2 separate regions of the Homo sapiens genome follow, and region 1 is linked to region 2. Evidence: chromatin loops called from intact Hi-C (ENCODE). Cell type or tissue: Caco-2. All regions are shown on one strand. Each heading gives the region's core, and the rest is flanking DNA. Links, peaks and the distances in the headings are about the cores only.

The links. Peaks named below come from ENCODE experiments on the same cell type or tissue, not always from the same donor. Only the 100,000 strongest peaks of a DNase experiment are listed, where the experiment ranks them.
Region 1: it touches region 2 in a loop (4-fold over the local background); 2 of 110 quality-filtered maps call a loop at or near these places.

Annotation. Positions count from the first base shown.
Region 1 is chr6:157,582,187-157,592,964 of GRCh38, reverse strand. The region is part of intron 2 of ZDHHC14 (zDHHC palmitoyltransferase 14); the gene reads right to left. Among named protein-coding and RNA genes, the nearest start is that of MIR3692, 58 kb to the right of the region's middle. In Caco-2, for the core only: no CTCF peak of the experiment used is centred there; DNase peaks (open chromatin) are centred at 5,629 and 6,284.
Region 2 is chr6:157,420,523-157,431,300 of GRCh38, reverse strand. The region is part of intron 1 of ZDHHC14 (zDHHC palmitoyltransferase 14); the gene reads right to left. Among named protein-coding and RNA genes, the nearest start is that of ZDHHC14, 45 kb to the right of the region's middle. RefSeq lists a silencer at 6,858-7,058. In Caco-2, for the core only: no CTCF peak of the experiment used is centred there; a DNase peak (open chromatin) is centred at 6,550; H3K4me3 peaks cover 150 bases.

The sequences.
Region 1 (10,778 bases), core at 1,320-9,319, 160 kb before region 2:
GCGCACACCTTCAGAGCCTCCCTCTGCCTCGGCGGGACCCGTCCGCCTGGAGTGTAAGCTCCAGGGCAGCAGGCACAGCGGCTGGCAGGGCCCCCGGTGCCCACGGTTTACCCAGGCTGGGGCTCTGGGACTCACCCTCCGCTGGGACCCCGGCCTCCTTCGTTGCACACGTGCAGGGGCCACGTGACTGAGCTCTGGCCAATGGAGCACAGCACACATGGCCCCACCCAGCCAGGCCCTCCCTGTGGAGCCCCGCCCTTTTCCTCCTTCCCCCTCCCCTCCCTGTAGGCGGCAGGAGAGGCCCCAGGCCATCTTGGGAGACACAGCTGGGGAGTCGCCTGACTGCACAGAGGAGGGCCACCCTGACCTCTTCCCGCCTGCACAGGTCTGTGAGCACCAGACTCCTGCCTTAAACCTGGAAAGGCTAGGGTGTTACTTGTTACTGCTAGCCTTGCCCTCATTAACACACCACCCTAATTCGCTCTCCTGGAATGCTGGACTCCAAATCCAGCTCCAGGGTCCCTTCACTTTGCCCATTGGCTACCTCAAAAATGCCAAGTATAGAATGGGAGGGGGAGAAACCAGATTGTAAAAAATACATTTTAAAAAATCATTAAATGTATATTTTGAAAATCATTTCTACATTTTATCATCTCAATAGCACCTTTAATTTTTAGAACCAGTTCTAAAAATGTCAATGACAATACAAACGTGGAGTTTTTAAATTTCCATTTTATCTTATCATTTCTGATTTCACATTAGGATCACATGGGAGCTTTTAAAACTCCCCCAAGGTGTGAACCCTGTTCCAGATTTATTAAATCAGAATGACCCGGGTTGTTCTCACGTGGGCAAGGTTTGAGAACCCCTGCTCTCTGGGAAGATAAAACTTCCAGTTTTATTTCACCTAGACTCCTCAGAGCCCTATTAGCCTTGCCAAGAAGAAGTTAGGGCAGCTGGCTGTGCAGTCAAGAACAGGAGGGCAGGGTGGATGGAGAAGATCAAGAACTTCCATGAGAGCTTCAGCTGAGACTCTGTGGCTGACAGATGCAAGCCAGACCTAAGGGACTGGATCAGTCCTGAGGAGCATCAGAGTTGGTAACATTAAAGATAACTGTTCATTTTAATTCTCACCCTCTTAAAGCACATACTATCAGAGATGGTTGCAAGATACTTTTGGTTGATTTCCAAAGTGGTAGGAATCAGTCCCATCACCCACTCAGTCCCCTCACACCACACCAACTCATCCTGGGCAATAATCATTGAGCAGAACTGCTGAGATCCTGGTCCTGCTGTCAGAGAGTCTTTCATTGGTGTGGGACATTGTATTAGTCTGTTCTCATGCTGCCAATAAAGACATACCTGAGACTGGATAATTGATAAAGGAAAGAGGTTTAGTTGACTCACAGTTCTGTAGGGCTGGGGAGGTCTCAGGAAATGTATAATCATGACAGAAAGGGAAGCAAACATGTCCTTCACATGGCAGCAGGGAGGAGAGGTGCCAAGCAAAGGGGGAAAAAGCCTCTTATAAAAGAATCAGATCTCGGGAGATCACTATCACAAGAACAGCATGGGGGTAACTGTCTCCATGATTCAATTACCTCCCACTGGGTCCCTCCCATGACATGTACAGATTATGGGAACCACAACTCAAGATGAGATTTGGGTAGGGACACAGCCAAACCATATCATTCTGCCCCTGGCCCCTCCCAAATCTCATGTCCTCACATTTTAAAACACAATCATGCCTTTCCAACAGTCCCCCAAAGTCTTAGCTCATTCTAGCATTAACCCAAAAGTCCAAGTCCAAAGACAAGGCAAGTTTCTTCTGTCTATAAGCCTGTAAAATCAAAAGCAAGTTAGCTATTTCCTAGATACAATGGGGGTACAGGCACTGGGTAAAATAAACCTGTTCCAAATGGGAGACATTGGCCAAAACAAATGGGCTACAGGCCCCATGCAAGTCCGAAATCTAATAGGTCAGTCATTAAAGCTTAAAGTTCCAAAATAATCTCCTTTGACTCCATGTCTCACATGCAGGTCATGCTGATGCAAGAGGTAAGGCTCCCACAGCCTTGGGCAGCTCCGCCCTATGACTTTGCAGGGTACAACCCCCCTCCCAACTGCTTTCACGGCTGGAGTTGAATGTCTTCAGCGTTTCTGGGCACACAGTGCAAGATGTCAGTGGATCTACCATTCTGGGGTCTGGAGGATGGTGGCCCTCTTCTCACAGCTCCACTAGGCAGTGCCCCAGTGGGGACTCTATGTGGGGGCTCTATGTGGGGGCTCTGACCCCACATTTCCCTTCTGCACTGCCCTAACAGAGGTACTCCATGAGGGTTCCACCCCTGCAGAAAACTTCTGCCTAGACATCCAGGCATTTCCATACATCCTCTGAAATCTAGGTGGAGATTCCCAAACCTCAATTATTGTCTTCTGTGCACCTACAGGACCAACACCACATGGAAGCTACCAAGGCTTGGGGCTTGCACCCTCTGAAGCCATGGCCTGAGCTGAACCTTGGCCCCTTTTAACCATGGCTGGAGTGGCTGGGTTAGAGTCCATAGGCTGCACACAGCAGGGGGCCCTGGACCTGACCCAGGAAACCATTTTTTCCTCCTAGACCTCTGGGCCTGTGATGGGAGGGGCTGCCATGAAGGTCTCTGACATGCTCTGGAGACATTTTCCCCATTGTCTTGGTGATTAACATTCAGCTCCTTGTTTCTTATGTAAATTTCTGCTGTCAGCTTGAATTTCTCCCCAGAAAATGGGTTTTTCTTTTCTGCTGCATGATCTGGCTACAAATTTTCCAAACGTTTATGCTCTGTCACCTCTCAAATGCTTTGCTGCTTAGAAATTTCTTCCACCAGTACCGTAAATCATCTCTCTCAAGTTCCACAAATCTCTAGGGCAGGGCAAAATGCCACCAGTCTCTTTGCTATATCATAACAAGAGTCACCTTTATTCCTGTTTCCAAGAAGTTTCTCATCTCCGTCTGAGACCACCTCAGCCTGGACTTCATTGTACACATCACTATCAGCATTTTGGTCAAAGCCATTCAACAAGTCTCTAGGAAGTTCCAAACTTTCCCACATCTTCCTATCTTCTTCTGAGCCTTCCAAACTGTTCCAACCTCTCCCTGTTACCCACTTCCAAAGTCGCTTCCACATTTTCAGGTATCTTTATAGCAGTGCCCCACTACCCAATACCAATATACTGTATTAGTCCATTTTCATGCTACTATAAGGACATATCTGAGACTGGGTAATTTATAAAGGAAAGAGGTTTAATTGACTCACAGTTCTGAAGGGCTGGGGAGGCCTCAGGAAACTCACAATCATGGCAGAAGGGGAAGCAAACACATCCTTCTTCACATGGCAGCAGGAAGGAGAAGTGCCAAGCAAATATCTCATGAGAACTCACTCACTATCATGAGAATAGCATGGAGGTAACCACCCCCATGATTCAATTACCTCCCACTGGGTCCCTCCCATGACACATGGGGATTATGGGAACCACAATTCAAGATGAGATTTGGATGGGGACACAGCCAAACCATATCAAGCATTGAGATGTCTAAAAACTCCTCCGAGATGTTGATATAGTTTGGTTTTGTATCCCTGCCCAGATCTTATGTTGAATTGTAATCCCCAATGTCAGAGGAGGGGCCTGGTGGGAGGTTACTGGATCATGGGGGTGGATTTCTCCCTTGCTGTTCTTCTGATAGTGAGTTATCATGAGATCTCATTGTTTAAAAGGTGTAGCACCTCCCCTTGCACCCTCTTCCTCCTGCTCTGGCCATTTAAGACCTTCCTCTTTTCCTTCCTTTCTCTTTTCCTTCCTCCATGATTGTAAGTTTCCTGAGGCCTCCTCAGCCATGCTTCCTATACAGCCTGTGGAACCATGAGCCAATAAAACCTCTTTTCTTTATAAATTACCCAGCCTCAGGTAGTTCTTTATAGCAATGTGAAAATAGACTAATACAGATGGGAATCTGCAGCCAAAGATGAGAAGGCCTGCTCCAAGAGTGGTCCACCAGCATCCATATCATCTGACAGCCTAGCACATAAGCAGATTCTTGGCTTGTCCCAACTATGGAATGGGAATCTGCATTTCACCGAGATTCCCCAGTGATTGAAACTTTCAGGTTTGAGAACCCCACTGTGGGGTGCCAGTAAATACTCCCCAGTCCACACATTCCTATGTGCCTCTTTATTATGTACTCAAATACACTCACTTGTATGATAAAGAGCTACCCTTAGAGAACGCAGCTTAGTCAGGTGAGGGGCCACATCACAGAACACACCCACACCCAAGCGTTTTCACGCAGAGCACTTGGTGATTTAGAACAGCTCAGGGTATCTGGAGAGCTGTGCCATTCTGCCCCCAAGCAGGGCTGCTGTCACTCACTGACAGTACCCATGATTCGCATGTCATGATTCAGGGGCTCGAAAAGGAATGCCCCTCCCTGCAGTCTTCTTTAAAAAATGTATATTTTTTAATTTTTAGAAATAGTCTCACTCTGTCACCCTGGCTGGAGTGCAGTGGTGCTATCATAGCTCACTGTAGCCTTGACCTCCCAGGCTCAGGTGATCCTCCCACCTCAGCCTCCCAAGCTGCTGGGACTATAGGTATTCACCACCATGCCTGGCTAATTTTTAAATTTTTTAAATTATTTATTTATTTATATATTTATTTATTTGAGAGATGGAGTCTTGCTGTGTCACCCAGGCTGGAGTGCAGTGGCGTGATCTTGGCTCACTGCAACCTCTGCCTCCCCAGATTCAAGCCATTCTCCTGCCTCAGCTTCCCAAGTAGCTGGGACTACAGGTGTGCACCACCACGCCCAGCTAATTTTTGTGTTTTTTTTAGTAGAGACAGGGTTTCACTATATGTTGGCCAGGCTGGTCTCAAACTCCTGACCTCAGGTGGCCCGCCTGCCTTGGCCTCCTAAAGTGCTGGGATCACAGGCATGAGTCACAGTACCCAGCCTAATTTTAAATTTTTTATAGAGACAAGGTCTCACTATGTTGCTCAGGCTGGTCTCAAGCAACTGGCCTCAAGCTAGTGATCCTCCTACCTTGGTCTCCCAAAGTGGTTACAGGCATGAGCCACTGTGCCCAGCCTTGGTCTTCTTTAAATGGCTGTCAGAGGTCTGGAAAGCTGCTATAGCCCTTTAGCCTAAGGCTTTGGTGTTTGTGAAAGTACAATCCCAGAGTTAAGGAGAGTGCTTTGAACTGCTACTGGCCATGAATTATTCATGGAAAATTAAAGTTCCAGGTTCGAGGGAGAGCAGGCAGTGTGGAGGGCAGGGCGGGGCAATGGCAGGAGGAAGAAGCAGGTCTCCTACTTCTCTCTTCCTGAGGCCCAAACCTTCTGCTTAGAATAACTGAACAGCTGTGGAGCCAGTCCAAGGACTCTGGGTGGCCTTGCCCTGCCAAGCAGGATACCCTCTTTTGGCAGGTGCCACATCTGCCTGGCACCCCAGGTGGCTGCCCCATCAAATGGCACTAATGTCACAGGCATCTGGAGAGGTGCTGAGCTCCAAAAGCAGGGGCCTTAAGAAGAGGGAGGCCTTGCAACTGATTCTGCAATAAGGAGAGAACAAAGAGATGGCACGGCTGTGTGCTTCCCCTGAGCACTGGATAGAAATCACTGGCTTTGAATCCATCAAAGATAAGGTCAGGTCTCTATGGGTGCCAGCTGGGTGCCACTGAGGCCTAGATTAATAATAATCCTAATGTCAGCTGTGAAATCTATTGCCTCTATTTACTCCTGCAAACATGGGTAGAAAAACTAGACCTGATATCTTTTTATAAAATACGAACTCAGTCAAACATTTGTGTTAATTTCAGTAGAAAAGTTTAGAAACTGAATTGTGAAGGTGAATATTTTAAAATGCAGGAATGACAAACGTATCAACACTACAACTATTTAAATAGCCTAGTTCTGAGTAGCAATGACTTGATAAAGTGAGTATTTGCTGACACTCCTGAAGATAAACTCTATTGATCTTTAGTTCCAAAGTGCATTTTTTAAAAGATTGAACCTCTGTTACAAAGAGGTGAAATGCTGAAAGCTAGAATTCAAAAGACATAGTAAACTGAAGCTTAAGAATTAAACCGAAACCCAAAACTCTTTGACTAAATATTTGGAGAGCTCTTTATGTAAAAGAAATGGAAGGATCAGAAGACCTGGATTCAGGGCCCAGCGATGCCATGAAAAAAGTCAACCAATATTTATGAAGGATTTACTATAAGCCGGTGCTGCACCAGGGGTTGCCGAGGGCCGCTGGGGTCCTGGGAGGGCTCTGCTGGGCTGTCTGATGAGCACAGCAAGTCTTGAGCCCGTCTTGCCACCCATTCTGATCTGATCTGTTCTCCTGGCCCTTAAAGAGTCAGCTTTCTAAATGCAAGTCCCATCAAGAAACTCAGGCCCTCCCATACAGCACACAATCCATGAACCTTCTCTCTCCTTGCACGATCTTCCATGGAGCCTATGCTCAAAACACGGTGGCCTCCTTGGGTTTCCCTGAGCGGGCAATGCTGTTTTCTACTTCCAGGCATTTGCACGTGATATTTTCTCTGCTCGGGATTCCCTCTCCTGCTGTCTGCGCAGATAATCCTATCCTTTGAGGGCCAGTTCCAGCTTCTCTTGTGAAAACACTTTGCAAGCAGAGTTACTTGTTTCCTCCTTTGGGCTCTCACTGCGCCTGCCTTGTTTTATTTATCCAGCCACTAGATCTGTATTGTGCTTCTACTGGGGGCCAGCCCTGGGCTCTGAGCTGGGGACACAGCAGGAACTCAGACTTCTTCTCTGCTGGTGGTGTTTACAGGCCAGAGGGAAGACCCAGTACCGATGATGTCAGGAGGATTTGTTTCCAGATCTTCCTGCTGCTCCAGGGCAGTGACCACGGCCTATCCACTTTCAAGTCCCCATCATCCAGCAGAGAGTCTAGCACATAGGAGATGCCCAAGATGGAGGACTGCCATGCTCCCGCACCTCCACCCTGCCTGGGAATCACAGCCACAGGCCCTCAAGTGCTGCAACGCTGTCCACCAGGCAGGCCACTCTTGTGCCTATAGCCCCTCACTTGCAGAGGACACCTTTCCAAGGTGCTCTGTGGATCTGACTCTTTCAAAACTTATCCACAAGCTGCTGCTGATCCAGAGCCAACCTCGCATGGCCAGGTAGCACCCCCAAAAAGGGCCGGCTGAGAAGGCCAGCTGTGTACCTCAGGGAGCCCCGCTGTTCTTTCTTCCACACAATGCATCCAACAGCTGCCTAGGCCCATGGCTTTCAGACACACTTGCATCCAGGGCAGATGGGAACAAGGGGGCTTGAAACCCAGGGCTTCACATACCAACCTTGGCACAAAGAAACTTTTTCTTCAGTGTTCTAGCCTGAGGCCAGTGGCCAATCATGAAGTCTTTCTCTCATCTGGAGATCACAAACACCTGTGGCCTGTGTCATGTGGCACAAAGAGAGAAGCAGAGGGAGGGTTCCTGCTCTACTCAATTTTTCTGGTTTTGGGTTTTTTTTTTTTTTTTTGTATTTTTGGTTTCCTTTGGTTGTTGGTAACAGTTGTGCCTCTGCCTCTTTGGGCTGCTCTTTGTGGCTTAAATACAGCAATTGAAAAAGGAATAATAGGCATTTGCAATAGCTAGTGGGTCAAACACTAGAATTTTGGGGGGAAAACCTCTAGCAGTTAGGCAAGTGTATATGAGTCAGTATATTTATTTATTTATTTATTTTTTGAGATGGAGTTTTGCTCTTGTCACCTAGGCTGGAGTGCAATGGCGCGATCTCGGCTCACTGCAACCTCTGCCTCCTGGGTTCAAGCAATTCTCCTGCCTCAGCCTCCCGAGAAGCTGGGACTACAAGCTCCTGCCACAACACCCAGCTAATTTTTTTGTATTTTTAGTAGAGACGGGGTTTTGCCATGTTGGCCAGGCTGGTCTCGAACTCCTGACCTTAGGTGATCCACCCGCCTCGGCCTCCCATAGTGCTGGGATTACAGCCATGAGCCACCGTGCCCATCCCAAGTCAGTATTTTTCAAGGAGATTTTTATACACAAGCATTTTGAAAGAGTATGTAAAATGGTCTCTTCCTTCATATAGTCCCCCAACCAATTGGTGGACGTTGCTGGCATGGAGACAGAAATAATAACAGCACTTACATCTAGTGTTACCCTTGCAACCAGCCTGTGGGCAAAAATTAGGGGAGCTGGGGATGAAGAAATTGGGGCTGTGCGGCATGTGGGCTCAAGGATGGGAAGCTGCCCGTTGACAATTGTTTCACACAGAATTCCTGGACTTGCTGGAGGCCTTCTATCAGCTGTTTAACTTCTGCCTGTGACTTCAAGTAAGTCATCTTTTCTTCCTGAGGGAATAGCAGAGCACTTCCATCCTGATAGATCCATTTGTCTCCCATCAGATTTATTCCTGCCCCAAATTCAGGGATCAAATATCTATGTGTTACCATATAAAGTAACTGGACTCTGCTTTCTTACAATGCAAAAGGAAAAATCCCAAATTATAAAAGATGTAGAGTAAGATTCTTTCCTACCATTGCAGCTGTAGTGGTAGTGCCCTAACTGCCCTTGGGCTGGGGAAGGAACAAAGGGCCTAGTCACTATGCTGGCACCTCCAGCACACCACAGCCACCAGAGAGGAGTCCCGTCTCTTCCCTGTGAGCCCCCATGCCCCACTCTTCAACAAGTAGAGTCCCTGGCTCAGGCCAGCAGTGCAGCCTCCCTGCCCCAGTGTTCACTCCCATCCAGACCAGTAGCTCAGCAGTTCTCTGAGGTGCAGCTCCTAGAGGCAACCGAGATCTCCTCGGCCACTGCCATTGCAAGGGTGCTGCCTTGCTGCCCTTGGACTGGGAAAGGAACAAAGACCCTGAGTGCTTCAACCATACTGCCAGCAAGCTGCAGTTGCCCTAAGGAGAAGAGGCCAGGCTGTCTCCCCTGGGACCCACCCACCCACCCTGCTCATCACTGGAAAGGGTCCCCTCCACTTAGGTCCACAGCACAGCTGCCCCATCCCAGGCCAATCGCAATGATTGATCATGGCTCTGCATCTCTTGGTGGGTGGAGCCCCACAACAGAAGTGAAAGGCCCTCTGCTACAACCACTGCTAAGGGCCCTTCCTCTGCTGCCTCCAAGCTGAGGACAGAATATAAAGCCTGAGCTTACCCCAGAGCTGCAGTGGGCATCCTGGGAGTGCCAAGCCGAGATCTGCAGCCAGCACCTAAGTGGGAGAGGAGCCTACACCTCAGAACACTGAGAGGGCACACAGCTGAAAATGTGTGGAAACGCCAAGGAGCTGCATGGCTGAGGAAGAGCCTACCTGCTGGCCCTTACGTTTAAGTGCCATCTACTGTATCAAAGCCCAAAACTTCAACACCAAAAACAAACAAAACAAAAAAAGCAGAACAATAACAACAAAACAAACGAACCAACAAAAAAAAAAACACCTTTGGTAATATACTCCCCATGCGAAACCAAGGACAATAATTAACTATAAATAAAGACCTTGCAAAAAGCCTTGGTCCTCTGAAAACATCCAGAAAAGTCTACTGACTGTACTCAACTTACATCACAGTTAAAGGACCACCAGCCCACACAGATGAGAAAGAGCCAGCCCAAGAACTCTGGCAACTCAAATAGCCAGAGTGTCTTCTTTCCAAACAATTGCATTAGTTCCCCAGCAAGGGTTCTTAACCAGGCTGAAATGGCTGAAAGACAGAAATAGAATTCAGAGTATGGATAGCAAAAAAGATGATTGAGATTTAGGAGAAAGTTGAAACCCAATCCAAGGGATCTAAGAATTGCAATAAAATGATACAGAAGCTGACAGATGAAACAGTCATTATAAAAAAGGACCAAACTGATCTGAAAAAGATAAAAAACGTACTATAAGAATTTCATAATGAAATCACAAGTATTAACAGCAGAACATACCAAGCAGAAGAAGGAATCTCACAGCTTAAAGACTGGCTCTGAAATAACTCAGTTAGACGAAAATAAAGTAAAAAGAATGAATAAAACCTCTGAGAAATATGGGCTTATGTAAAGAGACCAAATCAGCGACTCATTGGTGTTCCTGAAAGAGACAGGGAAAAAGTAAGCAACTTGGAAAACTATTTCAGGATATTACACATGAAAACTTCCTCAACCTTGCTAGAGAGGCTGACATTCAAGTTCGGGAAATGAAGAGAACTCCTGCAAAATAATACACAAGAAGAATATCCCCAAGACACATAATCATCAGATTCTCCAAGATGAAAATGAGAGAAACAATGTTAAAGAAATGTAGAGAGAAGAGGCAGTTCACTTACAAAGGGAGCCCTATCAGGCTAACAGCAGATCTTTCAGCAGAAGCCCTAAAAGCCAGAAGAGATCAGGCTATATTCAGCATTCTTAAAGAAAAGAATTTCCAACCAAGAATTTCATATCCGGCCAAACTAAGCTTCATAAATGAGGGATAAGTAAGATCTTTTTCAAAGCAAATGTTGAGGAATTCCTTGCCACCAGACCTACCTTAAAAGAGGTCCTGAAAAGAGCACTAAATATGGAAAGGAAGGACCATTACCAGCCACTACAAAAACACACTCAAGTACACAGACTGGTGACTCTATAAAGCAACCACACAAACAAGCCTGCATAATAACCAGCTAACAATGTGATGACAAGATCAAATCCGCACATATCAATACTAACTTTGAATGTAAATAGGAAATGACCCAATTAAAAGGCACAGGGTGGGCTGGGCAT
Region 2 (10,778 bases), core at 1,876-9,875:
CTTTAGGGCTTGAATCTGGCCCTGACAATTAGACCAGCTGAGTGATCTATTTGGATGAATTACAAGCCTCCCTGAGCCTTGATCATCTCTAAATAGGGACGGTGATGGCACCCACATCAACTGAGTGTTCTGAAGATTAAATTCAAACAATTGCACAGAGCCTGATGTAAGTGCTGGCTTACAACCACCCACACTCACGTTCCTTTCACCTTGTGTCCCGTATACACTCTGGCAGATGGGAGTCTGTGAGCCAGATGAAGACAGCTGCTATTTACAGACAAGTCCATCAAGCAGATCAGCAACACAACAGCTCTGAGGAAGTCCCAGAATGTATCATAACCTGGCTTTACAAGTAACCCAGTCAAAACAGGTGTCAGGCCCATCTTTCTCCAGAGATGACTATCTTATCTAACTCTGTAGAAATGGATTTATCACATGCACACATGTCCAGCCCTACTGTATGCCACACAAATACAAATGCCTTGGCAGGGCCACCAGTGATTGAAGATCTTCAAAACATATGCAGTAGGCAGAATAGTGGTCCCACAGAGATGTCCATACGCTAATCGCCAGAACCTGTGAATACGTTAAGTGACATGGCAAAGGGGAATTCACGTTGCAGACGGAAGCAAGACTGCTCATCAGCTGACATTATAATAGGGAGATTACCCTCCATTATCCTGGTGAGCTCAATATAATCACATGGGTCCTTAAAAGTTGGAAGAGAGGACCAGAGAGATGGCAGTGTGAGAAGGACCCGCCCTGACATTGTTGGCTTTCAAAACAGAGGAAGGCAGCCACAAGCCAGGGAAAGGCGGGGGCAGCCTCTGGAGGCTGAAAAAGGCAAGAAAACAGGTTCTCTCTGGGGCCTCCAGGAAGAATGCAGCCCTTCTGGTATCTTTGCTTTAGTCAAAAGAGATTCATTTTGGACTTCCTACCTCCAAAACTGTAATACAATAAATGTATGCTTTTTTTTTTTTTTTTTTTTTACACAGTCTTGCTTTGTCACCAGGATGGAGTACAGTGTCACACTGTCGGCTCACTGCAACCTCCACCTCCCAGGTTTGAGCAATTCTCCTGCCTCAGCCTCCCGAGTAGCTGGAACTACAGGTGCACACCACCACGCCCAGCTAATTTGTGTATTTTTTAGTAGAGACGGGGTTTCACCATGTTGGCCAGGATGGTCTCAATCTCTTGACCTCGTGATCTGCCTGCCTCGGCCTCCCAAAGTGATAAATGTGTGCTATTTTAAGCCATTAAATTTGTGGAAATTTGTTACAGCAGCAATAGCAAACACATCGTGTTATCCAATCAAGATCTCTTGAGTAGAGATTCCATTAACCCTGGCACTGCTCAGAGACAGCAATTTTCTTAGCCATTCTCCTTCCCTCCTGAAGATTCTCTATCATCCTGAACTCTGGCTTGCTGGTTTGGAGCTGGTTACCTCCATTGTCTCTTGCCATCATATGGGAGACTTCCTCAACTCCCTTTCCAGATCACTTAGGAGGAGGTTTTGAAAAGGGAGGAGAAGACAGATGGCTGCTGAGATCCTGGAATGATATTGAGAGATGAAATATGATTTCCAGGCCTGCTTTATCCAGCCCTTCAAGTCTGTAAAATCGGATCTCCCTCCTTCCTTCTTTATTTCTTTCCTCCTTGCTCTCCTTCCTTCTTTCCCCTCCTTCCTTCCCCTCCTTCTCTCCCTCCCTCCCTCCCTCCCTTCCTTCCTTCCTACCTTCCTTCTACAAACAGCTAGTGAGCCTCTAATATATGCTACATACAGCTAGAGGCAAAGGCATACAAAAATGAGTCAATCATCCTCAATACCCACCCAAGGAACTCATCAGTTAAAGACTTACCATCCATCTAGGGCAGTGATGTGCAAAGTTTTTGGACCATTAACCACAGCAATAAATTCATTTTTATATCACAGTCTACTAAACTGAAACAAAAGTTTCACAAAACAATACCAATGCTTATCAAAGGAGACGTACTCTATTTTCCATTCTACTCTGTTTCTATTCTATTCTCCATTCTGACCAGCAACCTAGTAAGTTGATTTCATGACCTAGTAATGGATTACACCTCTCAGTGGGAAAAATGCTGACCTAAAAGTCTCGACGCCCATGCCGAGATGATCACTGCACAGATCCATGGAGCCTGTCCCCCAGAAATGTTTTCAAAGAATTAGTGGATCCTAGGCCGTTCCCTTCCCCCACGCCCCCACCATCCATGCAGGGTGAGCTGACTCAGACTTGCAGGTTCCAGTCATTTCAATGATAAAATCACTCATCGCAAACACACTCACAAGCTCATCATCCCTTGAAGGGAAGGAATCAAAGGTGCTGAATGTGGAAAACCGTGACTCACTGTTCCTGTCAACCAGGTACATGGCTATAAATGTCACTCGAGTGAAATCATAGTAGAGGGCTCACAGTAACGAAGAAAGCACCAAGCACTGGCTGGGAGCTGAGACCTCTGACTGCTCAGAACAAACCAAAGAGATTAAACTTTATGTAAGGAGCAACAACCAGAACAGGTAACGACTAACAATGCACTGTAATTGACTCGATCAGACTTCCATTTTATACTGGGAAGGTTGCTAGTGAGCACATAAGCAATCTGGCCTGAGACCCCAGCCACCTGTGCTCGGGGGCTAGGGGCGGGGTGGGGCGGGCGGGGGGACTCGCTAAGCAGGAATGCGCCTCTCTCGGGTGCCCTTCCACAAGGCGTAACAGGCCACTAGTTTCAGAGGGCACCGCTATAAAAAGCAGCTGAAAAAGTCACAGTACCCTTTTATGTAAGATGACCTTGTTTGCCGGAGATTTTTTTTTTAATGGGAATTTTTACTCTCAATTACTTGTCATTCCACCTAATGACATATATTAAAGCTTATCTTTTCACAGGCTAATTTTAGACGAATACCAGTTCCCAGATCACTGGTTTAGAAAAACACTACCCTGCTTGGCAAATCCAGTCCACTTTCCTGAGAGGATTTCTATGGCAGAGGAGCTGGCAAGGTCGGGGCACCGGAGGGTGGGAGTGGGCAGGGTCTCTGTGGTGTGTGTGCAGCCCTTTATCTTCCTACTGTGTTGCTGCCACCCATGCAAACACCAAAATGACTGTGCCAGGGCTTAGGTCGTGTCAGCACACTGCCTTTGCGGCACTCTCCTCCCCTTCTCAACAGTTTTGCTGGCAGAAAATATTGAGGTTGAATAAGGTGCTGAAGATAGCACATATCGACAGCAGAACAGCCCTCCAGGAACCCGATATTCCTCTATTCACGATCCCTATTCCTCCTTCACATGGATAAGTGAACACAGCACATATCAATGACAGAACAGCCCTCCAGGAGCCCAATATTCCTCTAATCACAATAAAAGTTTTATTGTGATTTATTAGATTCATCCTTTATGCTGTTACTGAGAAAAGATGAAGACTAGAGCCCCACCATTCCATTGTCCTTGGGGGCCACAATGTCATGGAAAGGATCTTGATGAAAACCTGTTTCCACACTCCGATGGAAGGTGGTCAATCTCACAGTGTGTTTCTGACTCCCACTACTCCAGGAGGAACAGCCCTAGCGCATCTGCCATTTCTGAAAAGAAAATCCAAGCCACCTCCCATGCCGACATCTCAATACTCACGTTCCTCTGCCTGCGGGCCCCTCTGTTCTCCTCTCATATCTCTGCCAGCCTGGACCCCGTGATTTATCACATCAGTTTCCCTTTTGCCATTGCTGTTGACTTTCCAGCCTCCTGGTCCTGCATTTGCTCTGTTAAACTCCAACCCTGAGTGAACCCAGCCAACCATCCTCACCCCCACGCCAACCCATGCTGGTAGGCCCTGCTGGAGAAAGCAGAGTGGGAAGCAGATTCCCCAAAACATAAATGCCCTCCAGTCCTCGGGGCCCTGCATCCTGCGCATCTCTGTAGACACTTTCCCTTCCTATTTCACTGAGTGACATTTCCAAACGCTGAGACCCCAACCCTCACATCTCTGCCCACTTGCTGTATTATGTTTAAAATCAACCATCACACTGGCTTCTGAACACAGATAAACCAAGGGCATGAGGCGAGCCCTCCCACAGCTGCCCCTCCACCCGCCCTTCCTCCTTCCTCCTGTGCTCCCAGGCCCGATGCCCCTCCAGGTCTACGCCTGAGCCTTGTCCCTCCGCCCTGCACGCCCTCTTCCTTCCCTCTCTTCTCCCTGGGGCCCTTGCTCCCCTGCCACCCCAGCTCGCACCGTGCCTCTCCTCCTTTTCCTCTAGACCGATTCCTCACCTACCTTCTCCTCCAGACACTATCTTAAGTTCTCCTTCCCTTACAGCTGCCTTTTATAGAAAGGCCGTCTGCAATGGATGCGCCCACTTCCTGGTCCCTCAGCCCCAGCTGTCACTTTTCAACCCACTACAATGAAGTCTCCGTTTCCACGGAAAACGCTCTTATGGAGGTGAACGGCCTCCCAATGGCCAAAGGTGAGACGGCTTCCCGGCTTCTCTCCTGAGCTCTGTAGAACCTCACGCTGGCCCCTCTCCCGTGGCCTGACTCCCTCCTAGTGCGGCTTCCAGCTCCCCATCCTTTCTGTTCCCTCCCACACACCTGACCGCTGTTTTCCTCCAGCATCCCCTTCTGATCGGCTCTTCCACCTTCTCCCAGGATTCTCCTCATCCAAACCCACAGCCAGGGCTTCCCCAGTGTCAAGCACCAGGCTACCCTCTCTTCTGGGTGCCAGACCCACACATCCTGCGAGCTGGTGCGCTTCTCCCCCTGAGTGCCCCGTAGGCCCCTCAAACTCAACGAGTCAGCTCCATGAAGTGGGGGCCAAACTGCTCTGTGGGTCACCCTCGATCCTAAGACCCTAATGCGGCATGTGGCATGCCATTGGCATTCCATAAATGACTGTTGAATGTTCCAAACCAAATTCATTGATTTTTCCCTTAAAATTGCCTCTCTTCTTGGAATCCCCATCTCAGTGAATGACACCATCCAATCATCCAAGTCGAGTCCTTAGGTCATCCTAGCTGTCCCTTCCCCACCTCCCCACCCAGCATCCATTCAGTGTCAAGCTGTGCAGCTCTCATCTCCATAACGTTCCTTGTGCCAGATCCCTCCTGCCCAACCCAGAACCACCACCTTGCGGGAGGCTCTCACATCTGAACGTGAGCAGCATGACCGCCTCCTTTAGACCTTCCACCCCTGGTCTGGCAGCCTCAGATTCACTGCCCCAGGATCCTCACACTCTGACCCCATCTGCCTCTCTAGGTAGAATGCAGGGGACTAGATGGGGAGCCAGTCTGGTTGGGGGATCAGGAGACTTCTGTGAGGAAGTGCCTATTGAGATGACCTCTGCAAGATAGTAGGAGGTGGTTAGGCAAAGACCTGTGGGGTGGCAGAGGGCAGAGCAGCAAGCATTACAGAGGAAACAGGTGTCCAAGGGTTCTAAGGTTGGCAGGGGCACAGCACGTTCTAGAAGCTACAAGACAGCCGGTGTGGCTGGAGCCCAGGCAGCAAAATGCAGCATCTGGCCAGATGAGGCTGCAGGGGAAACAGGGACCGGATGGCCCAGGGGCTGGGGATGCAGGCAAGAATTTTAGTTTCTACTTCAGAACACCAGGAAGCAGAAGAGTGACATGATCAAGTCTGCCTTTTGAAAAGATCCCTCTTCAAAAATGCTTAGTTAATGAAGTAATGATGGATAATTTCCTAACATGATAAAATGCAGATATCGCAACCAAAATTCAGCATTTAGAAAGGGAACACTAGTCGCATTTCACTATTGAAAAGCAAGACACAATGTCCGCTATCATTGTTCTTTGAGGAGCTGGCCAACATAATTGGGTGAGAAAGAAATTAGAGATTTAAAAATGAGGAAAAAAGAGGTACAGCTCTCACTATTTGCATATGATATGCCTATACAGCTAAAAACCCCCAAAGAATCCATTAAGAAACTACTCAAACCATAAGAGAATTCAGTAGGGTGGTAGAAGCAAGTTAATATGTAGAAATCAATAACTTGCTTGTATATGAACAATAACCAGTTTCAAGAGATATTAGAAGGAAAGGCCTCCATTTATAATAGAAGCAAGAGGGTGAAATTAACAGTAAATGAAACAAGAGTTGTACAAGATCCTTATGAAGAGAATTTAAATTAACCTGAGGGACGCAGAAAACTTGATGTCCATTCCTGGACAGGAAGATTCAACAATAAGACAATGTCAATGCTTCCTAAATTAATCTATAAACATAATGCAACCCCAATAAAAATAACAATGGGAGTCTTAAACATCAGAACACTCTTGATTTTGGAGTTTATATGAAAAGCTCCCTCTGGCTGCAGTGTGGCTGGCTATGGACTGAAGAGTGAGAGTGGGCGGGCTGGCGGGTGACCTAGGACACCTGGCAGGGATCCTGCTGAAGAAGCTGGGCCCAGCTGACTCTGGGGCCTGGGGTGGGGTTGGGGACGCAGTGAAGGGCACATTTGAGAGATATTTCTATGGAGAAATTCCCAGGCCGTTGTGATTGATTGGATAGGGGAGGTGAGAAAGAGAAGTCAAACCAGGACTCCCGGTTTGTTCATTTAATCATTAATCGAATCTCCTGCAAACTTATCCCCATGTTACTAAAATCACTGCTCGGGGCAGGGTTTCTGGGCCCCCAGACAGATTTCACAAGAACCTCCAGAAAGGCTTTTTAACCAGTTGTTTGTTCATAGCCAAGCGAAGCACCACGTTTGCTCTCTGACTCTGCTAATCAGGTGTTCCGCTTAGAGCTTTGGAGAACAGGACGGCTTCAAGCTCAGAAAGCCTCAGAAAGACACTTGTTCTCTCCCTATCTGTGCTGTCAGTCCCCCTTTTGATTCAAAATCGCACCACCAAAAAATAGGGCAGTGATTGTGTTTGAGTTTGACCTCGTCAGATTCAACGTTTACTTGAGCTGTGGCTTGACATCTCCATACTGCCTTCACTCTTCTTTAATAAACAAATAAGTCCTGAAGGCAAAACAAAATTTCTCACCACCACTGGCATACCATTTTATCACAGCAATATCCCTTTAAGGTTTGCCTTTTTTCCCCTCTGTTCAGAATTCTTTTCAACACATTTTTCAGACAGAACAAAGTGAGTTTAAATATATCACACAGTGGCTGCCTCTCAAACATCTACAGAAATCATTTCAGTGAATGTGTTGTTTGATATGAAAAAGAAGTGTATTTGGTTTGGGTGCGAACAGACTGTTATGCAAAGCACGCATCTGTTAAAACTCAGGTGAAATAAGCCGAAGCTTTGGATGGGACAAGTTGAGGCCCAGCTTACCTCAAGCGCCTGCCAGGCTGGGCTTTGTTTGGGAGCTACACAAGCGCTGATGGATGCCTGAACCAGTGTGCTCTGAAACCTCATATTGCACACGAATCGCCTGGGGGGTCAGAGTCTGCAGGTCTGGGGTGGAACCTGAGATTCTGCTTTTCCAATGAGCTCCTACACGATGCCATCCTCCAAATCCACAGATGGCACCTGGAGTGGTGAGAGTTTAAATCGGCTCAGCAAGTTGGAAGCCACATTTCTCAAGGATTAGCCTGTAGGTTGGGATGCATTCTCCTTGCTTACAAAACAGAGATTTTGCCACCGTCTTATGTCAAACAACTTCAGATCTAACAAGTGGATGTTTTCAAGTCTCTTCAGACTATAATATTTGGAGGTCAGAATACCCAATCTCAGTGTTATACATGCCGAAAATTCATACCTGGAAAATCCCGCAATGCTTAGTAAACCCTCACCAATTTGGATTAAATAAAAGGGGAACTTTATTTATGAAATTTTAAAAATATAATCCTGCTTATTACTTTCATCTGCTTCCCTAGGGATAATGTTATTATACCTCATTTGCACTAAGAAAAAAAAGTCTAGGTCTTCCCAGCACCCTGCCGCACCATATGAATAATCACAAATTCCAAATAAAAGGAAAAGGATTTTCAAGAGTCCTCCTACATTTAAAATTAAAAGGTCCCTAAAACTTACAATATCTGTGTCAGTTCCTTCAGCTGTGACTATCCGGCCAGTGGGGCTTCATTCATCCCATTTTTGAGGTGGGAAAATTAAGGCCTAAAGTCACATGAAAAGTCAGTAGAACTCAAAGTCAATGCCACTTTGGGGACCTTATTAAGCTAAGGAATATCAACAACAATAACTTTTACCCATTCAAGTGCCAGCTGCCTTGAGGGAAGGTTTGTGTCTCCTGACAAGCATATGATCTCAGTCTAGTTTGTTTGGCCTGGAAAACATTTTCCTTATCGACTGAAAAGTAGAATGCATGAGAAAGAGTAAATGAACTGCTTTTTAAAAAGAGGGGAAGTAAAGTTAGTAAAGCACACACATTTCAGCTGCTTTTCCTATAACTACACAGATCTGTGCTCCTTGACCCAAAAGGCCATCGGGACAGATTGTGGGAAGAGCCACTCTGTTTTGCAAAGAAGTATATAAAATACAGAATAAAAAGGTACAAAATTTAAAAATATAAAAAGCACAGAAGGGGTCGATACAAATGCCTTGGGCATGCTATTACTGTACTATCTCTTCCTCCTCCTGGTTATCACAGAGAGGGCTTACCGTGCCCGTCCTGATCATGGAGAGTAGAAACCTTAAAACATGGGGCATCTTTAAAAATCATTAAATGAAAACAGAGTGTAGAGTCTGCCACATAGCAAGTGCCCATGAGAAGCTTTCAGTTACCTCGGGTTCTATGAAAACCAGTAACCTGCCACTGATGGTCTTCCCACTGTCCTATCAGAGCTGATTGCTTCCCGGGGTAACGCTCCACTAGAGGCTGCTGAGTTTAGCTTCATAATAGCGAACGGGTCCCTTCTATTCCTTTAAATCTGGGATGTGTGGGATGGAAGTACAGAATCCAGAAATGGAGATGGAATTTTTTAAAATCTGGAACATTCATTGAACATGTATGGGAAACATCTGGCAGAGAAAAAAAAAATACAATTTGCATTGTTTCTCTGACAGCAACCCTTGCACCAATGTCCACATCTATCTTAACACAGAGAGTTTTCTGACATCCCACCCTCAATCCACCTTTCTGTGTTACTGTTATCCCTTGATTAATAAAGCTAACCTAAGACTATCCAGAGAAGAGCCTCCAGATGCCTGGAAATGCTCTGGATGGGGCTGGGGAAAGCTACAGTCCAGCCGGTTGGAAAGGGCTCTCAACTGAGACCCAGGTACGTGGGTTCGAGTTTCCTCACCTCATCAGTTTCTTACCTGCTAAGTGGAGCTAAATCGCCTGCCCCTCAGAATCGTTATGAGGCTCTTGAAGCCTAGAACGAGTTCAATACATGCTGAGTGAATGAATGCATCTTCAGATGAAATAATTATGTGAAACACACAATCCAGGCCGGGCGCGGTGGCTCACACCTGTAATCCCAGCACTTTGGGAGGCCAAGGCGGGTGGATCACCTGAGCTCAGGAGTTCCAGACCAGCCTGACCAACATGGTGAAACCCCGTCTCTACTAAAAACACAAAAATTAGCCGGGCGTCATGGTGGGTGGCTATAATCCCAGCTACTTAGGAGGCTGAGGCAGGAGAATTGCTTGAACGCAGGAGGCGGAGGTTGCTGTGAGCCGGGATTGTGCCACTGCATTCCAGCCTGGGCGACAGAGCAAGACTCTGTCTCAAAAAAGAAAAAAGAAACACACAATCCAAATGTTAGTTGTTACTATTCTTTTAGTGCTTTTCCATTAAGGCTCTCAAAGCACAGTACACTGAGCAGTTTGCTTTTATCTTTTTTTTTTTTTTTTTTTTTTTTTGAGACGGAGTCTGGCTCTGTAGCCCAGGATGGAGTGCAGTGGCACGATCTCAGCTCACTGCAAGCTCCGCCTCCCGGGTTCATGCCATTGTCCTGCCTCAGCCCCTCCGAATAGCTGGGACTACAGGCGACCGCCACCACACCCAGCAAATTTTTTTTTTAATATTTTTAGTAGAGACGTGGTTTCACCGTGGTCTCGATCTCCTGACCTCGTGATCCACCTGCCTCGGCCTCCCAAAGTGCTGGGATTACAAGCGTGAGCCACCGCGCCCAGGCAGTTTGCTTCTATCTTGACTTATGGAAAACTTTTAGACTCCAAGCTCTTGGTATAAAGTCTACTTGATATCAATTCTGGGCTCTGCGGTCATAATAACACCCATCTTTATTTACAGTGCCCTTTTTTAGTAACACTGAGGATTTGCTACAAAAAAAAATAAACTGAAGTGCCTTACTAAAAAAGGTATTACGTTAGTTCAGATGTGTTCTGCTGCAAAGCATCAGAAAACCTAACTGAAGCTAGCTTAACTCAGATGAGGTGGGGTCATCTGAGACCTCAGGCCCTCCCCTGAGCTGAAGATCAGGACGGCTGCTCCTGAGGCCTACCGCACAGGGCTCTGTTGCCAAGGAAGAGGAGCGCAATGTTTAGTGGATAGGCAACCAACAAGGCCACTGCAGACACCTAACAGCACATCTCTCCATTCAAGCAGTGGCTCCCATCCGTCCTTGATGTTGTCTCTCTTTCTGAGTCATTCGCTCCTACTAGGCTGAAATGTGACCAAGTTCTGACCTATGCTCGTAGAGAGCAACCTACTTCTATAGAGTGAAGGAAGGGAAGTCATTACTGAAATGTGCTCAAAGCTGACCGAGGCCACTCAGTCGCACTGGTAATGGCCCACCACTTCAATGACTACACCTCCTCTCCTTCATCAGTGCCTCAATTCAGCCCACCACTTCAATGACTACACCTCCTC